Linked DNA regions of Homo sapiens: regions 1 and 2 are each linked to region 3. Evidence: read pairs that join two places in POLR2A ChIA-PET (ENCODE). Cell type or tissue: PC-9. All regions are shown on one strand. Links, peaks and the distances in the headings refer to the core of each region. The heading gives the core; the rest is flanking DNA. Region 1 overlaps RBM5 (RNA binding motif protein 5). Region 2 overlaps RBM6 (RNA binding motif protein 6). Region 3 holds the start of MON1A (MON1 vesicular trafficking associated A).

The links. ChIA-PET counts read pairs that join two places held together with the same protein. Peaks named below come from ENCODE experiments on the same cell type or tissue, not always from the same donor. Only the 100,000 strongest peaks of a DNase experiment are listed, where the experiment ranks them.
Region 1: POLR2A ChIA-PET joins it to region 3 with 25 read pairs; 5 of 35 experiments call an interaction of 5 or more read pairs at or near these places.
Region 2: POLR2A ChIA-PET joins it to region 3 with 12 read pairs; 9 of 35 experiments call an interaction of 5 or more read pairs at or near these places.

What each region holds. Positions count from the first base shown.
Region 1 is chr3:50,100,655-50,110,742 of GRCh38, reverse strand. RBM5 (RNA binding motif protein 5) reads right to left here. Exons shown (of 25, transcript NM_005778.4): 7 at 7,577-7,660; 8 at 6,435-6,495; 9 at 5,601-5,666; 10 at 5,034-5,194; 11 at 3,879-3,976; 12 at 3,174-3,261; 13 at 2,596-2,673; 14 at 2,439-2,511; 15 at 1,055-1,140; 16 at 280-364; 17 at 1-64. It overlaps RBM5-AS1 (RBM5 antisense RNA 1), which reads left to right and starts at 9,755. Exons shown (of 1, transcript NR_045388.1): 1 at 9,755-10,088. In PC-9, for the core only: no CTCF peak of the experiment used is centred there; no DNase peak of the experiment used is centred there.
Region 2 is chr3:50,022,920-50,033,007 of GRCh38, reverse strand. All of the region lies in intron 6 of RBM6 (RNA binding motif protein 6), which reads right to left. Among named protein-coding and RNA genes, the nearest start is that of RBM5, 61 kb to the left of the region's middle. In PC-9, for the core only: no CTCF peak of the experiment used is centred there; a DNase peak (open chromatin) is centred at 4,387; H3K27ac peaks cover 539 bases.
Region 3 is chr3:49,924,210-49,934,297 of GRCh38, reverse strand. MON1A (MON1 vesicular trafficking associated A) reads left to right here and starts at 4,487. Exons shown (of 6, transcript NM_032355.4): 1 at 4,487-4,689. RefSeq lists a silencer at 4,431-4,780. In PC-9, for the core only: CTCF peaks have their summits at 4,462 (motif pointing right) and 4,677 (motif pointing right); DNase peaks (open chromatin) are centred at 4,427 and 4,697; H3K4me3 peaks cover 1,915 bases; H3K27ac peaks cover 758 bases.

The sequences.
Region 1 (10,088 bases), core at 1,156-9,155, 180 kb before region 3:
GTTGTCGGATCATAGTAATATCCTGAAGATTCATCATACTGGTAAGTGGACGTGTCAGGTACTGCTGCAAAAACAAAATCCAGCATACAGTCATTCCAGGTAAGAAATTGGCTTTATTTCAAATTCTAAGCCAGTGAGATGCAGCAGGCCTAATGTTTCTTCTCTGTCTCACATCCCCAAGTGTCCCTCTGACACCCGCAAAGGGAGAAGAACTCTCATTAAACAAAGACAACAACTAAGACCTTCCAACTGTCAACAGCCCCATGAGGTTTGGCTTACCATATTTGGTACCAGGAACTACACCAGTAGGGGAAGCGGCTGGGGCCTGTGTACTTGTGCTAGTGCTAGGCTGTGCTTCCTCAGTCTGGAAAGAACAGCAGCTTCAATATAATTTCAACTGTAAAGCCTTTTAAGAGAGCTAAATCACTGCAATCATCCAGGAGGAAGGGCTCCCCTGACAGACACACTGTAGCAATAATCTAAGGCAATCCCTCAGCAAAACACATGTTGACAACTTTTTTGCTTTCTTTTTCAAGAGGAGTCTTGCTCTGTTGCCCAAACTGGACTGCAGTGGCGCAATCTTGGCTCACTGCAACCTCCGTCTCCGGGGTTCAAGCAATTCTCCTGCCTCAGCCTCCCGAGTAGCTGGGATTACAGGCATGTGCCACCACGCCCGGCTAATTTTTGTATTTTTAGTAGAGACGGGGTTTCACCGTGTTAGCCAGGATGGTCTTGATCTCCTAACCTCGTGATCCACCCGCCTCGGCCTCCCAAAGTGCTGGGATTACAGGCGCGAGCCACCACACCCGGCCCCGGCGACAACTTTCTAAAGGTCAAGCATGCATAAAGTGTAAATACACAGTTGAAATTTTATATTTAAAATATACATGCACATATATATCATAAAATTAATATTTTAAAACAACAGAAAGAAATAAGGTTGAAGTGTGTATTACTCAATCCTGGCTCATACAACAGGAAAGGGTAATACTTGTATAGCAAAACAAAATTTCCCCATCAGCCACGAGTTTTGTATATAGGACAACAGGATTACCGGAGAGCCAGGTGGATTGGAGGTTTGATTATACAGCTGAGGACTCTGGGACACTACAGCCGCTGAGGTGGTGGTCACTGCTGTGCCTGATGATAAACACAAGTGTTAGGGAAAGCCAAGGCACTGAACGCCAACCCAAACATCTTTATTTGTAATGCCCAATCTAGCCTTCTTCTGTCATTGTATATGTCAGTTCTTCATAAGCTAACTTCCACTAAGTACCCTGGAATCTGTGACATTTTCATTTTCTTATAATTCTACTAGATGTGATATACAAAGTTAAGGATTCTGTATCATGGCTAAGAAAAAGAGAAGAGGCCGGGTGCAGTGGCTCAGGCCTGTAATCCCAGCACTTTGGAAGGAAAAGGCGAGCCGATCACGAGGTCAGGAGATTGAGACCATCCTGGCTAACACGGTGAAACCCCGTCTCTACTAAAAATACAAAAAATTAGCCGGGAGTGGTGGCAGGCACCTGTAGTTCCAGCTACTTGTGAGGCTAAGGCAGGAGAATGGCGTGAACCTGGGAGGCAGAGCTCACAGTGAACCGAGATAACGCCACCGCACTCCAGCCTGGGCAACAGAGCGAGACTCCGTCTCAAAAAAAAAAGAAGAGAAAAGGAAGAGAAGAAAGGATCTATATTTGCTCTGGGGTTGAGAAAGATTTAACTCACAAGGCTTTTTAAAGCCTGAAACAAAAATTAAAGCCAAGGCTTCTTAGAGTAGCTCTTCTGATTGATGTCTGAGCACCAGTCTCCAGGGCCACATCCTCTCTGCTCACCTGAACTTACGTGGGCACTCACGACTCCAAACACAGAGAGGGGAAATACAGAGTTGAATTCCAAGAATTAAACTCATCACAACATGGTCTCTAAGACCTTGTATTAACTCCTGGTGTACACAAATAACCGTATTCTTCCCCAGAACCTTGGGTACATGATGACAGCCCTGAATATGCCCCCTACATTCTTTTTTTTTTCTTTCTGAGACAGAATCTCACTCTGTCGCCCAGGCTGGAGTGCAGTGGCGCAATCTCAGCTCACTGCAATCTCTGCCGCTCGGGTTCAAGCAATTCTCCTGCCTCAGCCTCCTGAGTAGCTGGGATTACAGGCGCCTGCCACCGCACCTGGCTAATTTCTGTAGTTTTAGCTGAGATGGGGTTTCACCATGTTGGCCAGGCTGGTCTTGAACTCCTGACCTCGTGATCCACCTGCCTTGGCCTCCCAAAGTGCTGGGATTACAGGCGTGAGCCACCGTGCCCGGCCATGCCCCCTACAATCTTACAGAGAAATGGACTTGTAGCTTTTGGTCCAGTTAGGACATTTAATCATATTTCTTCAACTGTAAGTGCTTAAACAAAAGGTAAAAGGGAGATGAAGTTTACTACCTGATGCAGATGATGCATCAGATTCCAATCCTCCAGCTTGTTGTTGATAAAACTGCTGATAATCCTGTGAATACTGAAGAAAAGTCCACCATTAAAGCTGCTATTCTCAGACACACTCTGCAAGACTATAAGGTGGATGCTGCTAAAATCTACCTACCTGAGCATATTGGGCATAGCCATCTTGACCTGGTTGCAGATAACTGTAGTCAACACTGCCTCCTTCACCACTTTGAGACTACAAAACATCAAAATGAGACAAAGACAAACTTAGTAGGCATTAAGGAAAAAAATTCAGAAGTCCCTAAAAATGAGCTCATGATGCTGGGCGCTGTGGCTCACGGCTGTAATCCCAGCACTTTGGGAGGCTGACGTGGGTGGATCACCTGAGGTCAGGAGTTCAAGACCAGCCTGGCCAACGTGGTGAAATCCCATCTCTACTAAAATACAAAAATTAGCCAGGCGTGGTGGCAGGTACCTGTAATCCCAGCTACTCAAGAGGCTGAGACAGAAGAACCACTTGAACCTGGAAGGTGGAGCTTGCAGTGAGCCAAGATTGCACCATTGCACTCCAGCCCGGGTGACGAGAGTGATACTCTGTCTCAAAAAAAAAAAAAAAAAAAAAAAAAAAAAAAGAAAAGAAAAGAGCTCATACTGCGAGTACCACAGGAGAGGTCACGTCTGTGAATCTGGGCACCACCACCACACTACCTTGAGCAAAAAGATCCTCGATCTTACCTGGGTGGATGACCACTGAGCAGCAGCAATAGCCGTACTAGCTACAGAGAAAGCGCTGACGCGGTTACCATCTGAGAGGACCAAGTCTCTGAAACCACAAAGATCCAATCATGTGATTCTATCACAGTATTCCCACAATTAGTGCCCCTATACCACCAACTGATTCACTCCACCCTTTGTCAGTTCTCAAATGCCAGCAAGGCCACATTTCACAGGGGGAGGGCTCTTCATGGGGAAATTCCTCAGTAAGCAAGTGGCCCTGTAGTATCATTGTTCTACCTTGTAACCTGCCATCTAACGAAGAGTTTTTTGAATGTGCAATGATACTAAAAAAAGGGAAATTTACCGTGTTAGAGTTAAGCACTATATACATGAAATTATTAGCACGCTGTTCTGGAAGGAATGGGTTATTTCTGGATGGGTTAGCACTATACTGCTGCAGTTTGCAAAGCATGTGTTCTCAACCCATCTGCCATACTTGCCTTTCTCCTGATCTGAAACCATTTCAGGCAACTTCATCAACTGGTTACACAGGACAGTAGGGAATAATCACTAAAAGAAGACAAACGTGTCCCTCCTGGCCTTGGCAATCAGGGAGGATCACAGTGTCTCAACATACTTGGGGCACAGGCTTGGCGTTCAGTTAGCACACTGTACAAATGTGCATATGCAGTAGTTTGAAATAAGGACAATGAAGCCACTCACTTTCTGGCACTTTTTGCAAAATCAACCCCAATAGTTTTGCCATCAATTTTCAAAGGAGGATGGAGACTCTGTAATATCTGAAGCAGCTGAGAAGCATCCTGAAGGAGAATGTGAAGGAAAAAAACGTGTAATGCAATTAAAAATCTCTCCCTACCATCCACCCCATTCAAAGAAGTAGTTTTCTATTAAAAAATAAAAGGCAATTAATTCCTTATTGTGTTTGCAGATATGAAACCTCAAGAAAGGAATATCTCTCTTTCCTCTAAGATGTGAAGGTTTCCAGTATTACCAAAAGAGCAAATGCTAAACCAATCTAAAACAAAGTACATCTAGCACTTGGGAGGCTGAGATGAGCGGATCACTTGAAGTCAAGAGTTCGAGACCAGCCTGGCCAACATGGCAAAAACCTGTCTCTACTAAAAATACAAAAATTAGCTGGGCGTGGCTGGGCGCGGTGGCTCACGCCTGTAATCCCAGCACTTTGGGAGGCAGAGGTGGTGATCAAGACCATCCTGGCTAACACAGTGAAACCCCATCTCTACTAAAAATACAAAAAATTAGCTGAGCATGGTGGTGAGCGCCTGTAATCCCAGATACTCAGGAGGCTGAGGCGGGAGAATGGCGTGAACCCTGGGGAGATGGAGCTTGCAGTGAGCCGAGATCACACCACTGCACTCCATCCAGCCTGGGCGACAGAACGAGACTCCCTCTCAAAAAAAAAAAAAAAAAAAAAAAAAAAAAAAAAATAGCTGGGCGTGGTGGCGGGCACCTGTAATCCCAGCTACTCAGGAGGCTGAGGCAGGAGAATCGCTTGAACCCTGGAGGCAGAGGTTGCAGTGATCCGAGATGGTGCCACCGCACTCCAGCCTGGGCGACAGTGAGACTCCATCCCAAAAAAGAACAACAACAACAAAAAACAAAGTACCAAGGACTAAACTGTGGCTCAAAAAATTCTGCCAGTTGCCTATAGGTATACACATTATTTTTACTACTTACTGAAGTCATCAGTCCTGTAATTTAGCAGTGCAAAAACTGTCATTAGGGAGCCTTGCATCTTGGGCTTTAGGAGCCTCAGACAGTTTCAAAACTGGATGAACCACATTTGCCTCTTAAAGCTGTTTCTTTTAAAAAGGAAAGAATCGATGAGAACCTCACCATTGCAGAGGACAGCTGCACAAATGCGAAGCCTCTGTTCTGCTGGGTCTGTTTGTCTTTTATGAGGCGGATGTTATTGACAGCTAAAGACGCGTAAGGAGACAGTGCTGTCATGATGGAATCCACCACAGTGTGCGGAGCTATGTTCCGAAGAATGATCGCTAGGGGTAAATGAGACAAATGACATACACATGCATTCCCACCACCAATGTACCAAAGTTTTCCAAGATAGGGTCAAGTACATACAAATCCATTTGTGACATTCCTAGTGTATTTTCTACCCTGACATGGAGAAGATTCTAAAAATCCTGTCTTTTAAGGGACAACCCGAAGCTGCTGCTGCTCCTTACAAAAGGGTAGGAGAACAGAAATTTCCAACTGAGGTCAATTTTTTTTTTTTTTTGAGACGGAGTAGCTGGGATTACAGGTGTGTGCCACCACACCCAGCTAATTTTTTGTATTTTTAGTAGAGACAGGGTTTCACCGTGTTAGCCAGGATGGTCTCCATCTCCTGACAACTGAGGTCAATTTTTAACATGAAGACCAAAAGATCGTGTATGAACTTACTATCACAGTAGTAATCCACAGACTGAACCGACTCTGTGGTTCCAGGAGGCACTTCCTGTTCAGAGTCTAGAAGGGAAAGTGATCCAATTAGAGACAAACAACTAATGTATTTTCACCAAAGAAATACATTAAAATCCCCACAAGTTTTTATTTTAACCACACAAAACAATCGTTTTTTTCTTTTTTAAGCATTTGTGCCTATAGTAAAACCTCATTAATTGTGACTTGGTTAACGCAGAATGCAAACTTTGGGCCACAGTGGGACTGACACTACCCTGCACTAAAGAAAGGCAGATGCAGAATGCAAACCAGGTGAGCAGACTTAATTCTAGAAAACAAAAGAACTTTCTGTGCTCTCACAATCATGAGCAGCATTATCTAACCTAAGGGAAAAGATTTAAAGAAAACAGACAAGTTGTTTAAGTACACTAAAATCTATACTTTTCCTCAGGCTCACAGTTAACAACCCTATTTGTCAGATTTTTGTTTTGTTTTTTTTGAGAGGCAGGGTCTTGTTTGTTGCCCAGGCTGGAGTGCAGTGGTATGACCATAGCTCACTGCAGCCTTCAACTCCTGGACTCAAGCAATCCTCTCACCTAAACCTCCTGAGTAGCTAGGACTACAGGTGTGTGCCACCACACCCAGATAATTTAAAATTTCTTTTTTTGTACAGGCAGGGTCTTGCTATCTCTTGCCAGGCTGGTATTGAACTCCTGTCCTCAAGTGATCTTCCCACCTTGGCCTTGCAAAGTGGTGGGATTACAGTGAGCCACTGCTCCCTGCCCCAGTTAGTAGGTTTTAATGCATATTGCAAACAGCTGAATCCAGTCTTACCAAACTTGTCTGCTCCACATCGGAAGCATTTTAGTCTTTTCCTGAAATTGTTAAGGCAGCACTGAAAAAAAAAGTTTTATCTGTAATTATTTCTCACATTAGGCCAGGCTTTCTAGTAACAATAACAGTGGGGCCACGGGTAGGTCCCAGTAACTAACAGAAAAGCAGAAAGTCTCACGTAGCTGAGACATGGGGACATAACCTAAAAAATTCAGAATGTAACACTGTTAAAATCTCCCAAGAAAAACAAAGTTTGTTGTATGTTGAAGAAGAATCCCATTATTATCAAGCCGAGGAAAGGGTTCAGTTAATTTGAAAACTCTACAGCAAGCCACTGGTGAAGCTCTTCCTTGTATCAACAGAGCACTATACATCCCATCCTACATACACAAACACAAGGTAAACTAACCACTGTCTAGTCCCCTACTGGACAGGGGACACAGTTTGAGCACTCTCAAAATATCAATGTCAACATTCAAGTTCAAAATGGTAAACCTTATATAACTTTAGCAGGGTTCTCAACTATTTTGGTTAATACAGTTAAGAGACTACGCCAAAAACTGAGAGCTCTAGAATTCAATAAACAGTAACATGAAACACACCTAAAATCTTAATCACTGGGCTTAGAACCTGCATCCTTTTTGTTGTCCTTTTTTGTTTTTTGAGACAGAGTCTCACTCTGTCACCCAGGCTAGAGTGCAGTGGCGCGATCTTGGCTCATTGCAACCTCTGCCTCCCGTGTTCAAGAGATTTTCCTGCCTCAACCTCCGAGTAGCTGGGATTACAGGCGCGCACCGTGATGCCCAGCTAATTTTTGTATTTTTAGTAGAGACGGGGTTTTGCCATGTTGGCCAGGCTGGTCTCTAACCCCTGGCCTCAAGCTATCTACCCGCCTTGGCCTCCCAAAGTGCTGGGATTACAGGCGTGAGCCACCATGCCCAGCAGAACGTGCATCTTAATAAACGAAACCTCTAGTTCTATCATCTAATACCAGTGTAGGAGGACCCAAGGAAAGTAACAAACCATGAATATTACTGATGATTGAGTAACAATTTCCTTGTTTGGACAGTCAAATAAACAAACAGAAAAAAACAGCAATATCCTAAAGGAGTTTTGTCTATTTGGGAAGAACATATGCTTACCTTGTTACAAAGCCAATCTTCAAACTTAGGTCTGGGATTGCTATAATGCATTGCAATGTGCTTTCCTTGAATCACCAACTTTTTCTGTAAGAAAAGAAGTAATTAGTTATTCCCATTGTGAGGAACATGTGTCCATTTTCCCAGGGCAGAGCACACTTCGGAAAAATCAGTGCTCTGGAATTAAATGGACAACATACGGGGAGGACCAACCACCGCCACCTATACTCTGCCCATCCAATCCTTCAGATAGGCAGTAAGAGAATGGGATGCGGAGTAAAGGTAAACGGAGTCAGGGAGTGCTGAGAAAGCTGTCAAACACTAAACGCTGACTTGCACCAGGCCGTGTCTCCAGCGGAGACAGAAGTCCTAACATTCAGCATTGACAGGCTGCCTGAGTGTGACAGTCTACTTCAAAAAGCAGAAGACACAATTCTCTCAGTTCTGAGACTGTCTCTTACTTTTGCCCTTAGCATGGTGTCCTTGGGCTTCGCTTCACCTTTTTCCCCAGTCCCCCATCCTTATGCAAAGTAAAAGCCTTTACATTTCTCCTTCCCCCCACACCTTCTGCTTCAGGATGAGTCCTTTGGGGGGAAAGGGAGGGGAACTCATTTTTAAAGGGAATCTGGTTACAATTCTTTCTCAAGAGGGACTATTCTGAATGCCACCAACTCTAAAACAACTAAATGAGATTTTTTTTTTCCTGTCAACTGCAACCATGTCATGTCCTAGGTGACAGATGTGTTTTTCACTAAAATGGATGGTACTCTCTTCAAGGTGAGTAACCAGGAGGCCAATGAAGTTTCTTCAGGGGGGTAGGAAAAGCTCATAAATGCACACACCACCTCATCCTTCAAGTCAACCATGTGACTACAAGGACTTAGCTTTAAAAAGTCAAAATTCTGAGCTGAATCAATCTAGCCAAGAGTATACCTAGCACCTACCCCTAAAGAGCCTTCATTTAACAGGAGCATCTTTTCTTTTTCTTGGGGGTGGGAGGATCAAGGGTGGGGGTGGTTTGACACTATCAAACAGATTTAAGTAGGTGGTTAGATATCCAGATTTTAAAAAGGAGTCTAACCCCTCTAAACATACATACTGTTGAGCAATTTGGTTCTTGCAAATCCTGGAAGATTTAAGACATGCTGTGAATTTTGTCTCTGCGATATCTAAAGGCAAGACTGCATGTCTGGCCAGGAGAGAAAAAGCTGAAGGGCCATCCACTCACTGTGATATACAGAAGCAAAAATAAAAAAGCTGGGAGATATGTGAATAGATCATCCCACTAGGAGGGATGTGTGCTGGGAGACTCCAAACTACCAGTGAGTCCCTAATCCTACTGGCCTTTTATTTCTGGAGTGAATTTGAACTGTAATGTGTTACACAGTAACATAGCTTTGTATACATTAAAATTGTGGAGACTTTTAAATGTCTTACAGGTTTTAGTTTCTTAGGAGTTTTAAACTCCTAGGTTAGTCATTCTGACATATCCACTGCATCAAACAATGCTATCATGTCAAGAAAGCAGACTCACATGAACCTTGTATATGTTCTGGATTTACTAGGATGGTATCTATGGTATGAAATGAATGAAGCTCTACTTTTAATAAAATCAGGCTGTGATTTCTGGGTTAGGAAAATGAGAGGCTTAAAAACTTTAACAAATCAGTCAGTCAAAGTGATACCCTCATTAGTGAGTCTTGTTATAAATGGCAATATTACCAATCAAAGAATGTAACTTTTATTCATGGATTCATGGATGACTCAAATCACAGAATGCTGCAGAAAAGCAAGATAATGAGTCAAGCAAACTTCCCAGAATGCACTTGGTTAAAGGCATTCAATAATGTGCCTTGGAGTTCTTGCAAAAAATGTTATTTAAGTGCCAAGCACTGAACATTATCTTGACAAACTGAAGAACACTTCAGTTAACACTACCTCGAAGAACCATCAATGACTTGCTTTGAACAGACTATAAAAGGCATTCTCAAGGAGATTAGAATGTTAATGCCACTCTAACTAGATTAGACAGCTGCAGGACACCACTCCCAGGCTAATCTCATCAGACTTATTGTTCATAAATTCCACTAAGTCCTTAAATATTCCCTGAAGACCGGTCTGAGCAGTTACGCCTCCAGGAGGCTTTGTGGTCTTCAGGCAGAAATAAGGAATTACTTATAAAAATGCCGCCACAGACTTTCACTATGTTCTCTTCACTGTCAAATGGAGAGTTTGATATACTAAGCTTACTCTCAATGGACATAATAGGAATATAACAAACTAGAAAAAAGGGAAACATTAAGATGTTTTAGTGATTACCAGACAGGTATTCAGTAGTTAACAAAGCCCTGCCAGGTAGGTAGCCATGTTTAAAGGCAGAACAAATTCTATAATGAAGTCCTTGGTACTGTACTTATTCTAGTAACATCAATTTTAATATATACAAAGCTTTTTTTTTAAAAAAAAGTCACTCCTTTGGAACAAACCACTCCTTCAACCTTTTTTTAAAATTGTA
Region 2 (10,088 bases), core at 868-8,867, 99 kb before region 3:
TATTTCTTTTTCTTTTTTTTTTGAGATGGAGTTTTGCTCTTGTTGCCCAGGTTGGAGTGCAATGGCACGATCTCGGCTCACTGCAACCTCTGCCTCCTTGTTTCAAGCGGTTCTCCTGCCTCAGCCTCCCGAATAGCTGGAATTACAGGCATGCACCACCATGCCCGGCTAATTTTGTATTTTTAGTAGAGACAGGGTTTCCCCATGTTGGCCAGGCTAGTCTCGAACTCTGACCTTAGGTGATCCACCTGCCTCGGCCTCCCAAAGTGCTGGGATTATAGGCGTGAGCCACCGTGCCCGGCCCCCTGTCTCTATTTCTTAAAAGAAGCATTTGGCTGGTGATAATTATATATTTAGTATTTTTTAAAATTATTATAAGAATAATTAATGTTTGGAGAAACGAGTTCTGTAACCGGAAAGAATCTGGTTCTCATTCTGGGAAATTAAGAGACTACTAATAGTCTCCCAATGTCTATTTGCTCTCTTACCTTGGGAGCAAATCCCTGCTTTTTTTTTTTTTTTTTTGAGATGGAGTCTCGCCCTGTTGCCAGGCTGGAGCGCAATGGCACGACCTTCGCTCACTGCAACCTCCACCTCCTGGGTTCAACCAATTCTCCTGCCTCAGCCTCCTGAGTAGCTTGGACTACAGGCACGCACCACCACGCCCAGCTAATTTTTGTATTTTTTTTAGTAGAGATGGGGTTTCACCATGTTGGCCAGGATGGTCTCCATCTCTTGATCTCATGATCCGCCTGCCTCGACCTCCCAAAGTGCTGGGATTACAGGTGTGAGCCACCGTGCCCGGCCTGGAAAATTAAAAGACTACTAGTAGTCTCCTAATGCCTATCTGCTCTCTTTACCTTGGGAGAAAATCTGCTTTTTAACTGGGCACATAGCTGCCTAAAATAAAGACGTTCTGCAGCCCTCCTTGAAGCTGAAGTGTGGCTATGACTAAATTCTGATCAACTGAACATAACTAGAAGTAATGCTTGAAACGCTCAAAAGTATCCTTTTTTAAGAAATTTTTGTGGATACATAGTAGGTGTATTTATTTATGGAGTACAGGAGATGTTTTGATACAGGCATGCAATGTGAAATAAGCATATCATGGGGAATAGAGTATCCATCCCCTCATGCATTTATCTTTTGAGTTACAACCAATCAAATTATACTCTGCATTATTTTATTTTTTTCTTTTTATGTTATTTTAAAATGTACAATTAAGTCATTATTGACTATACTCACCCTATTGTGGTATCAAATAGTAGGTCTTTTTTTTTATACTTTAAGTTCTAGGGTACATGGTGCACAATGTGCAGGTTTGTTACACATGTATACATGTGCCATGTTGGTGTGCTGCACCCATTAACTCGTCATTTACATTAAGTATATCTCCTAATGCTATCACTCCCCCCTCCCCCACCCCACGACAGGCCCCAGTGTGTGATGTTCCCCGCTCTGTGTCCAAGTGTTCTCATTGTTCAATTCCCACGTATAAGTGAGAACATGTGGTGTCCGGTTTTCTGCCCTTAGATAGTTTGCTCAGAATGATGGTTTACAGCTTCATCCATGTCCCTACAAAGGACATGAACTCATCCTTTTTTATTGCTGCATAGTATTCCATGGTGTATATGTGCCACATTTTCTTAATCCAGTCTATCATTGATGGACATTTGGATTGGTTCCAAGTCTTTGCTATTGTGAATAGTGCCGCAATAAACATACATGTGCATGTGTCTTTATAGCAGCATGATTTATAATCCTTTGGGTATATACCCAGTAATGGGATGGCTGGGTCAAATGGTATTTCTAGTTCTAGATCCTTGAGGAATCGCCACACTGTCTTCCACAATGGCTGAACTAGTTTACAGTCCCACCAACAGTGTAAAAGTGTTCCTGTTTCTCCACATCCTCTCCAGCACCTGTTGTTTCCTGGCTTTTTACTGATCACTATTCTAACTGGTGTGAGATACATATAGGCGTGAGCCACCTATATCATTGTGGTTTTGATTTGCATTTCTCTGATGGTCTTACTCATTCTACCTTTTTTATACCCCTTTACCATTCCCACCTTCCCCCCAGCCCCCTAACTACCCTTCCCATACTCTGGTAACCATCCTTCTACTCACTATGTCCAGGAAGTATCCTTAAAGACAGGGCCCATTTTCATCCCCCTTCCTTCCCATTGGTTGCTAAATAAAACTGATAACTGACACTCAAATAGCCATCTTGAACAATAAGATAGAAATCACATGTTAAGATGGGGCTACATGGTTGAAAGAACCTGGGTCCCTGATCATGACCAAACCACCATAAGAAAGCCTGGACAGCTCAAACTTCATTTGCATTAGAGAGAAATAAACTTGTTTAAACTGCTTTTATTTTTAGTTTTCTGTCATTCCCAGCCAAATCTAATCCTAACCAATACAGACGCTTTTGAAAATTACTGGTAAGAGGCAGAAGGAAGTATTTTGCTTAAAATTCATAAACTATAAAATAAACAGAAAGTTGTAGGAAAAAAGTAGGTAGTGGAACAAAAGGTATAAGAAATGACAATGAAAAAACCTGTGGAGCTCTGTTTGTGTATTTCTAGAGGTCCTACTGTCACTTGACACTTAATGTATCCAACCAATTATTCTCCCTCCCAAATGCTTTCCTCTTCTACATGCTTTGTATCTGTTCAAGGTACAACCATTTTTTTTTTTTTTTTTTTTTTTTTTTAAGACAAAAAGAGTCTCACTCTGTCACCCAGGCTAGAGAGCAGTGGCATGATCATGGCTCACTGCAATCTCGACTTCCTGGGCCCAAGTGATTCTCCCACCTCACCCCCGCCCCACCCACCAGTCACTGGGACTACAGGCACGTGCCCCCATGCCCAGCTTTTATATATATTTGTAAAATTTTTATAGAGACAAGGTCCCACTACATTGCCCAGGCTGGTCTCGAACTCCTGGGCTCAAGCAATCCTTCTGCCATGGCCTCCCAAAGTCTCACTCTGTTGCCCATGCTGGAGTGCCCTGGTGCATCATGGCTCACTGTACTCTCGACCTCTTGGGTTCAAGAGATCCTTCCACCTCAACCTCTCTAGTAATGGGAACTACAGGGGCACACCACCATGCCTGGCTAAATTTCTTTTTAAAAAATTTTTATAGCGATGAGGTTTTACTATGTTGCCCAGGCTGGTCTTGAACTCCTGGGCTCAAGCAATCCTCCTGCCTCGGCCTCCCAAGTGTTGGAATTACTCCTTTATTTATTTATTATTATTATTATTTTTTGAGACAGAGTCTCGCTCTGTCGCCCTGGCTGGAGTGCAGTGGCACGATCTCGGCTCACTGCAACCTCTGCCTCCTGGGTTCAAGTGATTCTTCTGCCTCAGTCTCCTGAGTAGCTGGGCCTACAGGTACACGCCACCACGCCCAGCTAATTTTTGTATTTTTAGTAGAGACGGGGTTTCGCCATATTGGCTAGGCTGGTCTCGAACTCCTGACCTCGTGATCTGCCCGCCTCAGCCTCCCAAAGTGCTGGGATGACAGGCGTGAGCCACCATGCCAAACCGGTATGATTCCTTTAACCTCTGAGTGGCCTTTGATTCTGCCCTCTCTCTTGTACCTTCCCCTCTGATATCCAGTGTTATCAAATCCTAGAGATTCTTTGTTTAAACTCTTTCAAACCTGATCTCTTCCTTCCACATCTACTCCTAATCCCTAATGCAAGGCATCAACTTCTCACATATCAACTGCTGCTCTACATCCTAAGGGACCCTTTTCTCTGCAGTTTCTCTTTTTAAGTCTACATACCACCACAAGAAGATAGTATCATTTTGATACTGTTACATTCTTGTAATCCACCATGTCATCAAATTAAACTTTTAAATGCAAGGCCCTAGACAACCTAAACTGACCTACCTTGTACCTTCCAAGTCATTCCATTCACTACATTCCAGAGTAAAAGAACAAGAATCAGACAGAAATTTGAAAGCTAAAATGAACAAACAAGAATATATGGCTAGCTCCATCAAAGGAGAAATAGTATCTACTAATTGCTATCTCAGAAAATACAGTAGAAACCTAACAGAAATATCAGAGCCTAGCAAATAAGGAGGTCACTTGGGTTGGGGGGGTCAAGACCACATTTTACAGAAATTAAAAAGATCACTAGGGCTTATGAAGAATAAAACAGAGCCAAAACCACTTTATGCAATATGTGTTAACCCAATTCACAAATATGTATTTATTTAGCTCATCATATGTTGCCAGGTCCAGTTCTAACCTTTTTAAGCAGTAAAGAAAAGAAATAGTCCCTGCTTTCATGGACCTTTCAATCTAATGAGGACATCTGTTGACCACCTATTTGCTAGTCATTACCCAGGCATTTTTTCTGGTTTAGCTAGTTATTCCTTTATATCATATCTCTCATGACTCTAAGATTACCCTGAACTACCCAAGCATGTCTAACAATGGAATGCCTCCTTTATTCCAAGTACACAGGAAGAGCCACAAGAAGTATTTTACTAGGAAAAGTGCCTAAACTAACGTTCTCTGGCCTTAAAGGGTGCCAGTTGAGCCAGGAAACCTGACAGAAACAAATGCAAACATGTCTCTGGGCTGATGCTCTGTTTGTAGAAAACCCAACATATCCTGCATTGCTCTGCATTCACAGTACGCAGGAATCAAGTCAAAGAAAAAAGATGACCACTACCCTATACTTCTTAACTCAGGAACTAGACCATATGAGCACTAACAGACACACAGGCAGAAACAATAAATATGCTATTCAATGGTTGACTCTGAACAGGAGAATCTGTAAGGAATGGAAGGAAGAAGACTGCTATTCAACTGTCAACTGCAAACCAAGCCCTTGATATGCTCAAAACCCAAATATTTAAGACTGACACATGTCCACAGTACCAAGTGCCTCAAAACATCTAGTTAAAAAAAAAAAAACAAGTACAAAACCCCAAACCAAACACAGCCCAAGAGAGAATTCAAATGGGTAATGCAAATATCCAAAGGCTTCCAAACCAGAATTGAAACCTGGTTATCTAATGTATGAGTATGCCATGTTTTCAACACTACACCACTCCAACATGGGGCTTACTAGGCTACGCATCTGGGGATAGCTGGTAAAAAGCTGGAAGTTTTAGCATTGTGGCTCTTTGGTATATATCGAAGAGAACTGAAAATGTGTCCACACAAAACCTTGTACATGAATGTGAATAGTATTATTCATAATAAACAAAAGTGGAAACAACCTAAATGTCTACCAATTAATGAGCAGATAAAGACAATGTGGTATATCCATATGATGGAATATTATTCAACCCTATAAATGATTTAAGTACTGATTCATATAACATGGATGAACCTTAAAAACATTAGGCTAAGTAAAAGAAGCCAGTCACAAAAGACCATATGGTATATGATTCCATTTATATGAAATATCCAGAGCAGGCAAATCTATAGAGACAGAAAGCCGACTAGCAGATGACTGGGGGTAGAGAAGGAAGTAGGAGAAAATGGAGAGTGACTCTTAATGGATATATAGTTTCTTTTTGTTCCCAGAAATGTTCTGGTATCAGTGGTGATAGTTGCACAATTTTATGAATATACTAAAAACTACTAAATTGTACACTTGAAAGAGGTAAGTTTTATGTTATGTGGATTATACCTCAATTACAACAAATATAACACAACAAAAAAAGCTTTCAGGGCTGCAAGACTACTGACAAAGCAAAGACATCTGGTTATTTCATTCTTCCCTTTTTGCCCTATTCTGGCCCAGATGAGCACCACTTAAACCTACCCCTCCTACCCCAAGCCTCTAAGTGAACACTCTGCCTCCAGCTTTTTCTCCTCCTAACCATGCACACCACTGCAAAACTCATCCTCCTTATCACATCCCAATTCTTACCCAAAGCTCTAGCTCCCACTTACCATATTATAATGGAAAATTGGAGGACTCCAGAAGGGTACATCAATTTTCTCAACAGGAAGATGGCCAAAAAGCTATCTGACGACCCAGGAACAAATAAACTTTTAGGGATGCGAATGAAATCATCAAATCATCAAATGCCTACCTATGCTATTTTTTTTTTTTTTTTTTTTTTGGTGAGACAAGGTCTCACTCTGTCACCCAGGCTGGAGTGCAGTGGTGCGATCTCTGCTCACTGCCTCCCAGGTACAATCTCCCACCTCGGCTTCCCCAATAGCTGGGACTACAGGTGCACGCCACCACACCTGCCTAATTTTTGTATTTTTTGGTAGATATGGGGATTCACCATGTTAGTCAGGCTGGTCTCAAACTTTTGACCTCAGGTGATCTGCCTGCCTCGGCCTCCCAAAGTCCTATATTTTTTTTTCTTTTTTTTTTTTTTGAGAGACAGAGTCTTGGCCAGGCGTGGTGGTTCACGCCTGCCTAGTCCCAGCACTTTGGGACTCTGGCTTTACTAAAAATACAAAAAATTAGCCAGACGTGGTGGTGCATGCCTGTAGTCCCAGCTATTTGGGAGGCTGAGGCAGGAAAATGGCTTGAACCCATGAAGCAGAGGTTGCAGTGAGCTGAGATCGTGCCACTGCACTCCAGTCTGGCAACTGGGCGAAATTCTGTCTCCAAAAAAAAAAAAAAGGGCCGGGCACAGTGGCTCACGCCTATAATCCTAGCACTTTGGGAGACCAAAGCAGGTTGATCCCTTGAGGTCAGGGGTTTGAGACCAGCCTGGCCAACATGGTGAAACCCTGTCTACTAAAAATACAAAAATTAGCCGGGCATGGTGGTGGGTGCCTGTAATCCCAGCTACTCGGAAGGCTGAGGTAGAAGAATCGCTTGAACCCGGGAGGCGGAGGCTGCAGTGAGCCGAGATCGTGCCACTGCACTCCAGCCTGGAAGACGGCGAGATTCCGTCTCAAAAAAAAAGAAAAAAAAAAAGAGACAAAGTCTCCCTCTGTCATCCAAGCTGGAGTATAGTGGTCTGATATTGGTTCACTGCAACCTCCATCTCCAAGCAGTTCTGCCTCGGCCTCCTGAGTAGCTGGGATTACAGGCGTCTGCCACCACACCCAGCTAATTTTTGTATTTCTAGTAGAGATGGGGTTTCACCATGTTGGTCAAAGTTCTATACTTAATTTATCAATTAGTCTTATATATTTAAATGATAAAATGAAATAATGTGGTCTTAATTACTGCTGTAACCCTGATACCTACACTAGGAGACATATATACAGAGCAGGGGGAATCAATAGCTGTTGAACAACTATATGTAGGCAGCAATCAATGAAAACTTGAACAGTGGGGCACAGTGGCTCACGCCTATATTCCCAACACTTTGGGAGACTGAAGCAGGAGGACGGCTTAAGGCCAGGAGTTCCCAACCAGCCTGGGCAACATAGTGACACCCTGTCTCTTAAAAAAAAAAAAAAAAAAATTAAAGTTGTATATATATAAAAGGTTAAATTTCTAGGTGGCAGACAGAAGATACATAGAAAATCCAACAAGCACATTCACAGGTAGGTATATATTAACAGGAATAAGTGCATCTACCTATTCGCCAAGAGAAATAACAATTCCGTGGTGTTTTGTTTTCTTTTTTGAGATAGAGTCTCGCTCTGTCACCCAGGCTGGAGTGCAGTGGTGTGATCTCAGCTCACTGCAACCTCTACCTCCTGGGTTCAAGTGATTATCCTGCCTCAGCCTCCTGTGTAGCTGGGATTACAGGTGCCCATCACCACACCTGGCTAATTTTTGTATTTTTAGAAAAGACGGGGTTTCGCCATGTTAGCCAGGCTGGTCTTGCTTCTGACCTCAGGTGATCTGCCCACCTCAGTCTCCCAAAGTACTGGGATTACAGGCGTGAGCCACCGCGCCTGGCTGAGAAATAACAACTTTGAAAAAACATCATTTGCCATAGCTCCAAATGGGGGAAAAAAAAAAACCCACAGTCCATCTAGAGTGGAATTTGAATAAATTGTAATACATTCTTAGACTGGAAAACTGTTTTCTTGTTTTTTGTTTTTTGTTTTTTGAGACGGAGTCTTGCTCTGTCGCCCAGGCTGGAGTGCAGTGGCGCAATCTCGGCTCACTGCAAGCTCCATCTCCCAAGTTCACGCCACTCTCCTGTTTCAGCATCTCAAGTAGCTGGGATTACAGGTGTCCTGCCTCAGCCTCCTGAGTAGCTGGGACTACAGGGGCCCGTCACCACGCCCAGCTAATTTTTTGTATTTTTAGTAGAGACGGGGTTTCACCGTGTTAGCCAGGATGGTCTTGATCTCCTGACCTCGTAATCTGCACGCTTCAGCCTCCCAAAGTGCTGGGATAACAGGCGTGAGCCATCGTGCCCGGCCAAAAACTGTTTTTTTCATTCGGGTGGTGGTTAACCAGGTATATCCAACTTTGGAATAATTCACTAAGCAATGAAAATGAACAAATCGCAGTTACACACAAGATGAATTTCAAAAACAATACTAAGTATAAAAGTCAGGCAAAAGAATACATCTTTTGTGATTCTAATTACATAAGGCTCAAAAGAAAGTCAAAAGACTCTGTGGTATTAGAACTCAGTGACTACCTGTGGGAGGGATGAAAAGGACAATGACCAGGAGGGGCAGGAGGGGCTTCTCCATATGAAGCAGTGTTCTGTTTTTTTCATTCAGGTGGTGGTTAACCAGGTATATCCAACTTTGGAGTAATTCACTAAGCAATACACTTACGACATGATATCTTTTCTGTATGTATACGTCAATAAAAGGGAGGGGAAATAATTATTTAGAAGGACTGTTCTTTCCATTTGCACACTTCAAAAGTCTATTTTATTCAAGCTCTTCATGTGCTACATTTACATCATCAATAGAGCCATTTTAGATAACCTAGCAATTTTCTAAGCCACATCATTTTAAAATGTCACAGAAGTTGTTTAAGATAAACTACTTTTTGAATCTGTGGATAATGTCATTATGGGAAGTTTATCTTAAGCCACAAGTACCCTTTGGCATAAAATTACGACAAACGATTCTTTCATTGGTCCTGTAAGTGAATTTGAATACTTGTTTTATTAAAAATATCACACCCGGCTGGGAGCAGTGGCTCACACCTGTAATCCCAGCACTTTGGGAGGCTGAGATGGGTGGATCACCTGAAGTCAGGAGTTCAAGACCAGCCTGGCCAACATGGTGAAACCCCATCTCTACAAAAATACAAAAATTAGCCAGGCATGATGGCGGGTGCCTGTAATCCCAGCTACTCGAGAGGCTGAGGCACGAGAATCACTTGAACTCGGAGGTTGCAGTAAGCTGAGATCACATCATTGCACAGCCTGGGTGACAGAGCAAGAATCTGTCTCCAAAAAAAAAAAAAAAAAAAATCACCAAACATTTTATTTGTGAGCGTATAATGCCAGAGTAATCACAGCAATTATTAAATTCACCTCCTTTTAAAACACGGTATTCTACTAGACCTCTGTAAGCACCCAATACTAGCACGGACTGCGGTCACTACTTAATGCATCTTTTTCAAATACTTTGTGGCTCAAAAGAAGTAACAGAAATTAGTCAGGTGTGGTGGCAGGCACCTGTAATCCCAGCTACTTGGGATGCTGAAACAGGAGAATAGCTTGAACCCAGGAGGCGGAGGTTGCAGTCAGCCGAGATCGCGCCACTGTACTCCAGCCTGGGCAACAAGAGTGAAACTCTGTCTCAAATAAATAAATAAGAAGTAACTGAGAGAAAACTCCACAGGAGCTAAGACTTTATAAAAGCAAGAAGAAGAAACAGAAAAAGAAGAAAGAAGAAGAAGAAAGCAGGAGGAGGAGAAGGAGGAGGAAGAACGTGAAAGATTCTGAGGGATAAATTCTTGGGAAAACTCATCTCGTATTCAGCGAATATACTCATTTTCAACTTTTCAAAAAAATCTTTTTTTTGAGACAGGGTCTCGCTCTGTCACCCAGGCTGGAATGTAGTGGGGCATGCTTATAGCTCACTGCAGCCTCAACCTCTTGGGCTCAAGCTATCCTTCCATCTCAGCCTCCCTAGTAGCTGGGAATACAGGTATGTGCCACTGTACCTGGCTAATTTTTGTACTTTTGGTAGAGATGGGGTTTT
Region 3 (10,088 bases), core at 762-8,761:
GCTCAGCTAATTTTTTGGTAGTTTTAGTAGAGACGGGGTTTCAGCATCTTGGCCAGGCTGGTCCCGAACTCCTGACCTCAGGTGATCCACCCACCTCGGCTTCCCAAAGTTCTGGGATTATAGGCATGAACCACCACTCCCTGCCTCCCCTTTTATAGTTAAGGAAACCAGAGCCCAGAAAGGTTAAGTAACTTGCCACAGCTGAAAAGTGAAGGCGGAAGAAATGTAACAATTAGACGTCTTGTTCTTCCCCATATTTCTTCTCTTTTCTAGCTTTAGTGAAGATGTCAGAACCTGAGGTGCTGCAAGGTTATAACTCAAGTGTATCCTTGCTGGGTGTGTAGTCTTAATTACTCAGGAGGCTGATGTGGGAGGATGGCTTGGGCCCAGTAGTTCCTGGCCAGTCTGGGCAACATATTGAGACTCTGTCTCAATATAAAAATAAAAACAGTCCAGGCACAGTGGCTCACACCTGTAATCCCAACACTTTGGGAGGCCAAGGTAGGAGGATTGCTTGAGCCCAGGAGTTCCAGACCAGCCTGGGCAACATAAGGAGACGCCATTTCTACAAAAAATTTAAAACTTGCCCAATGTGGTGGCACACACTTGTGGTCCCAGCCACTCGGGAGGCTGAAGTGGGAGGATCACTTAGGCCCAGGAGGTCAAGGCTGCAGTGAGCCACTGCACTACAGCCTGGGTGACAGATTAAGACCCTGACTCAAAAAACAAACAAGGCCGGGCATGGGGGCTCATGCCTGTAATCCCAGCACTTTGGGAGGCCGAGGTGGGTGGATTGCCTGAGGTCGGGAGTTCGAGACCAGCCTGACCAACATGGAGAAACCCCATCTCTACTAAAAATACAAAATTAGCCGGGTGTGGTGGCACATGCCTGTAATCTCAGCTACTTGGGAGGCTAAGGCAGGAAAATCGCCTGAACCCGGGAGAAGGAGGTTGTGGTGAGCCGAGATCGCACCATTGCACTTCAGCCTGGGCAACAAGAGTGAAACACCGTTTCAAAAAAAAAAAAAAAAGTGGATTAAAACAAAGTTTTAAGTAATAACCTAAGATGTTTTAGTAAGTACCCACCATGATTTGCTCTGCGAGAATGTCTTAGGCACAAGTCTTAGCGAGAAATATATGAGATATATGGCCACTTGCTTAGCTAAGTAGATGTAATACTTCCAGATGACAGTAGTACTATCTGGTGGAGCTGATGTGCTTAACAGGAATAGTAAGACTCTGGAAGAAATCCTGAGCTAAACATGGAGACTGTCAAGAACTAGTTAGGTAGAAAACTTTAAATTTGGTCAGGCGCAGTGGCTCACACCTGTAATCCCAGCACTTTGGGAGGCCGAGGTGGGTGGATGCGGATCACAAGGTCAGGAGTTCGAGATCAGCCTGGCCAACATTGGTGAAACCCCGTCTCTACTAAAAATACAAAAATTAGGCTGGACGCAGTGGCTCACGCCTGTAATCCCAGCACTTTGGGAGGCCGAGGCGGGCGGATCACAAGGTCAAGAGATTGAGACCATCCTGGCCAACATGGTGGAACCCCATCTCTACTAAAAATAAAAAAATTAGCTGGGCATGGTGGTGCATGCCTGTAGTCCCAGCTACTTGGGAGGCTGAGGCAGGAGAATCGCTTGAACGTGGGAGGCTAAGGTTGCAGTGAGCCGAGATAGTGCCACTGCACTCCAGACTGGGTGACTGAGCAAGACTTCATCTCAAAAAAACAAAACAAAACAAAAAACTGGCCGGGCGCAGTGGCTCATACCTGTAATCCCAGCACTTTGGGAGGCCGAGATGGATGAATCACGAGGTCAGGAGTTCGAGACCAGTCTGACCAACATGGTGAAACATGTCTCTACTAAAAATACAAAAATCACAAAAATTTGCCGGGCGTGGTGGTACGCACCTGTAATCCCAGCTACTCTGGAGGCTGAGGCAGGAAAATTGCTTGAACGCGGGAGGCGGAGGTTGCAGTGAGCTGAGATCACGTCACTGCACTCCAGCCTGGGCAACAGAGCGAGACTCCGTCTCAAAAAAAAAAAAAAAAAGAAAACTTTAAATTTGTCTTCTGGGCGGGGTGTGGTGGCTCATGCCTGTAATCCCAGCACTTTGGGAGGCTGAGGCGGGTGGATCACGAGGTCAGGAGTTCAAGACCAGCCTGGCCAAGATGGTGAAACCCTGTCTCTACTAAAAATACAAAAATTAGCTGGGCGTGGTGGTAGGTACCTGTAATCCCAGCCACTCGGGAGGCTGAGGCAGAGAACTACTTGAACCCAGAAGGCAGAGGTTGCAGTGAGCTGAGATGGCACCACTGCACTCTAGCCTGGATGATAGAGACTTCATTTGAAAAAAAATAAGTAAATTAAATTAATTTGTCTTCTATGGAGATGAATTCTATAGGGTGTAAATTCAAGTTAATGAAATATAGGCAGGATATTAGCCAGGCATGGTGGCTTATGCCTGTAATCACAGTACTTTGGGAGGCCAAGATGGGAAAATTGCTTGAGGCCAAGAGTTCGATACCAGCCTTGTCAACATAGCATAGTGAAACCACCATCTCTAAAAAAAAAATAAAAAAAGAAAAAGAAAAAGGAAAGGAACATAGCCAGGACATTTCTGTACCAAGCAGAGAATGTTATATCTTGACTTAAACTCTCCTTCCTTCCTTCCTTCCTCCCTCCCTCCCTTCCTTCCTTCTTTCTTAACTTTCTCCTTCTTGTTGTCCATGATCATGGCTCACTTCAGACTTGATCTCCTGGGCTCAAGTAATTCTTCCTGCTTCAGCCTGTGGAGTAATTGGGATTACAAGGCTGTGCCACCAAGCCCAGCTCATGGCTCAAACTCTTATAGTGTAATAATTAGAGAAAACAACTGTATAAATGATTCTTGCCCTAAGGGAGGGAACTTGGACTTCTGAGCTAATGAGGAGATAAAATACTGAGTGATCTGTGGAGACCTGGAGAGACTCTCAGTTAAGGAATAGGGCATTTTCTTATGTCCTTACCTAAAAGTGGGGGACATGGGGGTGAGAAAGCTTCCCTTAGACTATGTGCAAGAACTTGATAGCCTTATGCAAAGCCATCTTCAGTGAAAGGCCACAGCTTTGTCACCATGTCAGTCACAGGCCAGTGTTGTGGAAGCAGGCTACAAGTGGCAGCCATCTGAGACTGGAAGAAAAGCCCAGGGGCGGAGCTCTACCCTAACTCCAGTGTAGGGCTTAGAGAGGAAAAGGACACTGCCCCCAGGTGCTTGTGGAGCAGCAGGGAAAGTCAGAGGAGTGATCTGACTTTTTTTTTCATCCTATTAACTTTTGGGAGAATTAACCATAAGGCTGTAAAGTGAATTAATTGCTTCAGAAAAGAACATGAGCAGTGGTGCCAAACACTAATTTTACTTTTTAAAACCATCTCTAAAAATAAGGGTCTTTTGGGAGAGCCTGTTGTTGACTGTTTTCCTGTTGTTTTTATTGCTTTGCGTCTAGGAAATTACAAACAATGATTCTTTGCAATGGTAAATCACCTGGGGAGCTTTTAAAACAATAGTGATGCCTGGCTCCCCAACACTCCACCCTACTCTAAATTCAATTAAATCAAAATCTCTAGGGCTGGTGTCCAGGCATTAGTTTTTTTGTTGTTGTTTTTGAGACAGGGTCTCGCTCTGGTGCTCAGGCTGGAGTGCAGGGCATGATCATGGCTCACAGCAACCTCGACCTCCTGGAATCCCACTTCAGCCTCCCGAGTATCTGGGACTACAGGCACACGCCATCAAGCCTGGCTAGTTTTTGTATTTTTAGTAGAGATGGGGTTTCACCATGTTGGCCAGGCTGGTCTGGAACTCCTGACCTCAAGTGATCCGCCCACCTCGGTCTCCCAAGTGTTGGGATTACAGGCGTGAGCCGCCTCGCCCGTCCTAGTTCTTTTTTTTTTTTTTTAAAGCTTCCCGGCTTATTCTATGTGCCGTCAGAGTTGAGAACTACCGTTCTAGAGCATTATACTGATACATTAAAACGTGGCTACAAATATGTTTTTAGAAACAATTAGTGCGACTTTTGCGCATGCCCACATCCTTTACAGCCTGTGTGGCTGGGCCCACTAATGACATTTATCCAGTCCCCCAAACTTGCACTGTCCTTCCACAATCAGTGGGAGAAACAATCCTAACGTCCCTTTCTCTCACTTGAAATGAACTGCTAGCTGGCTCGGACGGAGAGGCCCAGAGTCCAGGGCTGTTCTGTGTGGGACTCTAGACTCGGAGGAGGCGCCCAGGCCCCTAGAAGGCGGCGCCGGATGAGGCAATCGCGGACCCGGGTCAGGACCTGCCCACGGCTCTGCTGGGACTAGGAGCCCAGAACCAGTCCCTCGGCGCCGCAGGCGGCCAAACGCTAAGGACTACATTTCCCACAATGCACCCCGGGGGCGGGCCGAGTCGGGCTGAGCGGCTGGAGCTGGGCCTTGGCCGCGAGAGGCCGGCGAAAGCTATCTTCCTGCACCGGCGGCCGGGTGAGGGCGGTGGGAGGGAGCGGTGCCTGCGCTGTGGCCATGTCTGTGTACGCAGGGGGCCGGGGCCCCGCGAAGCTGTGCCCTCAGGCCGGCCCCGGCCGGACACCCTTACCCCTCCATGGGTCCGGCAGAGGGCAGTGACCGGCACCTTCTGTGCGTCCTGGACTCCTCTGAGAAACAGGTGAGTTGACTGCCAGCCCACGTGGCCTGGAGGCACCTAGAGACTGGAGAGCTGTCATCTTTGGAGGGAGGGGCTTGAAGACGGGGGCCTCCAGCCATCAACGCTATCGTTTGCAATGGGAAGACTGTGTCTCCCTGCGGTCCCTCAGCCGGCTAGTCCCCAGCTGGGGAATACAAAAGGCGAGATCTGGAACCCATCCTTTGGCTGGGAGGGCGAGATCCGGTAGGGGGCAGTGGCCAGGTAGGACTCTCCCCACTCCCCCACCCCCGCCCCGCCAACAAACGTACACATATTCGGCCGGTAGAGTCTTCTCAAAAAGCAACAGAGGTAACTGGGATGAGCGGGGCAGCACCTGGAAGGGGCTTGGGTCTTTGCTTTGTTGTTTTTAGACGGAGTTTCACTCTTGTTGCCCAGTCTGGAGTGCAGTGGTGTGATCTCAGCTCTCTGCAACCTCCGCCTCCCAGGTTCAAGCGATTCTCCTGCCTCAGCCTCCCGAGTAGCTGGGATTACAGGCATGCGCCACCACGCCCAGCTAATTTTTTGTATTTTTGTATTTTTTTAGTAGAGACGGGGTTTCACCATGTTGGCCAGGCTCGTCTTGAACTCCTGACCTCAGGTGATCTGCCTGCCTCAGCTTCCCAAAGTGCTGGGATTACAGGCATGAGCCACTGCGCCTGGCCGGACTTTGCACCAGTTTGCCTGGTGCAACTGGGTTGTCCCTTGTACTGGGTGAGCCACCCTTTCTGGGCACAAGTTTGCAGAGGGAGAGTGAGCACCCTTTGTCAGGGAGGGAAGTAACCGCCAGAAGTGACAAGGACCAGACTGTGATCTCAGCATGGAGTAGGCATCCTGCTGAAGCAGCCATAGCACAGCCTCACCTGGGCCTTGTCTGCCACACATCCTGTATCCTGGCACCTCCTTTCCAGACAGGCCGCTCCAAAGGGTTAAGGTGAAATGAAGTGCTATCCAAGCAAGAAGAGGGAGCAGGAGTGGTAGGGAGTCAGTAGGGAGGGGCTTCTGAAGGCCTTCTCTGCTCCAAGGCTGCCTGAGTGAGAGAGGCACACTACAAGGGCTGATTGAGCCAACTTGTTTGGTGACATTGCTCACAGGCATAGCAGGGCACTTCTAGGAAAAGCAAGGCCTGGGGCTTCTAGAGGGGTTGTCTGAGAAGGGTTCCCTGAGAAGGGGCATCTGGGGCTGGTTCTAAGAGACCTCCTTTGCCTAACTTCTTCAATTCTAGCCTCCCAGGAGCTTCAGTTGCACAGTTGTGGCTCCAATGGGGGTTGGGGTGGATTTTGCTGTGATTCACTCAGCCTCCCTGTCTGAGTTTCCAGAGTAAGTATTCAGAGAGCTGTTTGCTTCATCAGGCCTCTGGCTGGACCCCAGACTGACCTAGGAGATGCTGAGATACTGTATGATCTCAGGTGGCAGGAGAACTATTGTGAAGGAAGCATCCACTAGCTCTGGCCAGCTGATCTGGCCCCCGCCAACCCTTCCCCATGCAGGTACCGTGCTGGGTACCACTCAGCCACACTGGGCTTAGTCAGCTAAAGCCCACAAGGGATCAGTGGAGAGTGGGCCCTGAGGACAGAATAAGTAAGCTATTGTAGACCTTGTTTGGGTCTTTGAACCAAAAGTGCAACGTCACAGAGCAGTGGCATGTGGCAGACCAAGGAGTTTTTTGTTTTTTTTTGTTGTTTTTTTTTTTGAGACAGAGTTTCAATCTTTTGCCCAGGCTGGAGTGCAATGGCGCGATATCAGCTCACTGCAACCTCTGCCCCCTGGGTTCAAGTGATTCTCCTGCCTCAGCCTCCTGAGTAGCTGGGATTATAGGCGCCTGCCACCATACCTGGCTAATTAAGGAGTTTAATTTAGGAGATACTTCCAAGAGCAGCAGAGAGCCCGTTGTCTATTCCTGCAACTCCAGAGCCAGTGAACAACCAGTTAGCCTGGAGGAACTCCCAGCTGTCTATAAGACAGCTCTTTGACCTGACTCCCAACTGTCTATATGATAGCCCTAGCCTGAAGGTGAGTCGCTTCAGGCTAGGGCCCACCTGGCTTTGCAAGGTCAGAAGCGTATTTGCCCATATGCCACTGTAGGCTGAGCAAAATCTCAGAGGCCCGATTTACATGGCACAGACCACTGGATTCATGTGGTATTATAAGTGCAGTCACACATGGACTGAATGCTAAGTAAGAATAATCAGGATGTGCTAATGGGAGCAACTGAGTATGTAATCAAATTACATGGATTATTTCATTTAATCTTCCCACAACCCAAGGAATCAATACTACTATCCCATTTTATAAATGAGAAAACTGAGACCAGGCCAGGTTAATCCAGGTCCCTCTAACTTCGGAGCCATTGTTCCTGAACACCTGAGTAGTACCAGTGATAAGTCTTCCCCACAGGCAGGGGTTTCCAGAGGCCACATCACAGGTGTGACAGAGCTGGGCATTCTTCAGAGATCTTTCAGTTTTCCCTTCCATTTTTCTTTTTTAATTGCCTGAGGGATAAAAACACAAGTTCAGCTGGGCGCGGTGGCTCATGCCTGTAATCCCAGCACTTTGGGAGGCCGAGGCCGGTGGATCACCTGAGGTCAGGAGTTTGGGACCAGCCTGGCCAACATGATGAAACCCCATCTCTACTAAAAATACAAAAATTGGATGGGCATGGTGGTACACACCTGTAATCCCAGCTACTCGGGAGGCTGAGGCACAAGAATTGCTTGAACCCAGGAGGCAGAGGTTGCAGTGAGCCAAGATCATGCCACTGCACTCCAGCCTGGGCGACAGAATGAGACTCCATCTCAAAAAAAAAAAAAATCTCCCTCCCAAAGATGTCTGTTGGCTGGATGTGGTGGCTCACACCTGTAATCCCAGCACTTTGGGAGCCCTAGGAGGGAGGATCTTCAGTTCAGGAGTTTGAGAACAGCCTGGACAACATACTGAGACCCCATCTCTACAAAAATAAAAATTAAAAAATTAGCCAGGCGTGGTGGCACGTGCCTGTAGTCTCAGGTACTCAGGAGGCTGAGGTGGAAGGATCATTTGAGCCTGAGAGGCCAGGGCTACAGTTAGCTGTGATTGCATCACTGCACTCCAGCCTGGGTGACAGAGTGAGATTCTGTCTCAAAAAAAATAGAACTCCTCCCGCATGTGGCTTAAAGCCATACTGAAATTTGTGGTAGGTCACAGGGTAACCTTCAATCCAGAGAAATAAAGCAGGGCAAGAGGGGTAAGGAGCAGGGATATTGATAAGGTAATGCTTGAGCAGCAACCTGAAGGGAGTGAGGGACTGAGTCACATAGATAACTAGCCCAGGCAATGGAGTAGGTGAAGTGGGGTGCAGGGGGAAAGTTCAGCAACGGCAAAGTTCTAAAGTTAAAGAGTGCCCAGGAGGCTTAAGGAAAGCCAGGAGGCCACTATGGCTGGGCTGAATCACAGTTAGTGGGGAAAAAGGATAAGAGATGAGGTCAAAGAAGTAATGGGGAAGGAGTTATGTTGAGTGGGGCCTTGTGCACCACTGTGAGGAAATTGGCTTTCTCACTGAGTAAGGTGGGACCATTACAGAGTTGTGAGCAGAGGAACTGCATGACCTGAGTTCTGTATCAAGAGAATCACTTTGCTGTAAGAAGCACAGATTATGCAGGGACAAGGGCAAAAGAGGGGAGACTAGATAGGAGATTACTGCAACAATCTCCTAGAGAGACACTGGTGGCTTTGACCACAGTGGTAGCTGTGGAGGTGACAAGTGGTCAGATTCTGGATATAGGCATTTCCCACTTAACATCAGTAATCTGTTTCATGAAAATTGGACATTCTGTGTGAAATCTTCAACTTAATATATTTTCCATTGATTGATTGATTGAGACAGGGTCTTGCTGTGTTGCCCAGGCTGGAGTACAGTGGCACAATCACGGCTCACTGCAGCCTTGACCTCCTGTACTCAAGCGATCCTCCCACCTCAGCCTCTTAAGTAGGTGGGACTACAGGCATGAGCTGCCCCACCCAGCTGATTTTTTATTTTGTAGAGACAGGGTCTCACTATGTCAGCCAGGCTGGCACTCAGTAATTTTCTATCAGTTCTATTTGGAATATAATTTGAAGCTTTAAATGCACATTACTTTGTTAAAAATATAGATAAGATTTTAATGATGTAAATATACATATTTTCTGTATAAACATACACTGGGCCAGGTGTGGTGGCTCACACCTGTAATCCCAGTACTTTGAGAGGCTGAGGCAGGCAGATCACTTGAGTCAAGGAGTTTGAGAGCAGCTTGGGCAACATAAGGAGACCCTGTCTCTACAAAAAATTAAAAAATTAGCCAGGCATGGTGGCACATGCCTGTGGTCCCAGCTACTTGGGAGGCTGAGGTGGGAGGATCACTTGGGCCTGGGAGGTTGAGGCTACAGTGAACCATGATCACACTATTGCACTTCGGCCTGGGTGGCAGAGTGAGACCCTGTCTCAATAGATAAATAAATAAACATAAGCTGAATCAACATAAGTTTGGTATATTAGTTAACTATTGCTGTGTAACAAATTATGCCAAAACTTAGCAGCTTAAAACAACAATATTTATTATCTCATACAGTTCTTGTGGGTCAAGAATTTGGGAGTGGCTTAGCTGGATGGCTCAAGCTCAGGGTCTCTTATTACGTTGAAGTCATCTGAAGGTTTGACTGGGCCTAGATGATCTGCTTCCGAGATGACTCACTCATGACTAGCAAGTTGGTACTGGCTGTTCACAGGAGGTCTCAGTCCCTTGCCATGAAGTTCTCTCCATAGAGCTGCTTACATGTCCTTACAACATGGCTGATGGCTTTCCCTAGAGGGAATGATCCAAGAGAACAAGGCAGAAGCCACAATGTCTTTTATGACCTAGCCTCAGAAGTCACACATTGTTTTTTCATTTTTTTTTGAGACAGGGTCTGCTCTGGCACCCAAGCTGGAGTGCAGCAGTGCGATCTCAGCTCACTGCAACCTCTGCCTCCCCCCGGGTTCAAGTGATTCTCATACCTTAGCCTCCCAAGCAGTTGGGATTACAGGCGCCCGTCATGACACCTAGGTAATTTTTGTATTTTTAGTAGAGATGGGGTTTCACCATGTTGTCCAGGCTGGTCTCAAACTCCTGACCTCAAGTGATCAGCCCATCCTGGCCTCCCAAAGTGCTGGGATTACAGGCATAAGCCACTGTCCCCAGCCACACATTGTTATTTACACAGTGTCCTATTGGTTGCATAGGTCAGCCCTGCTCAGTGTGGAAAGGGAGTATGCAAAGTCGCATAGCAGGAGTTGAGGATTACTAGAGACCATCTTGAAGGCTGACAACCAAGCTGGATATTAAAAACAAAAAGGCATTCTATGGTGAAAATGTTAACTAGAGACATTT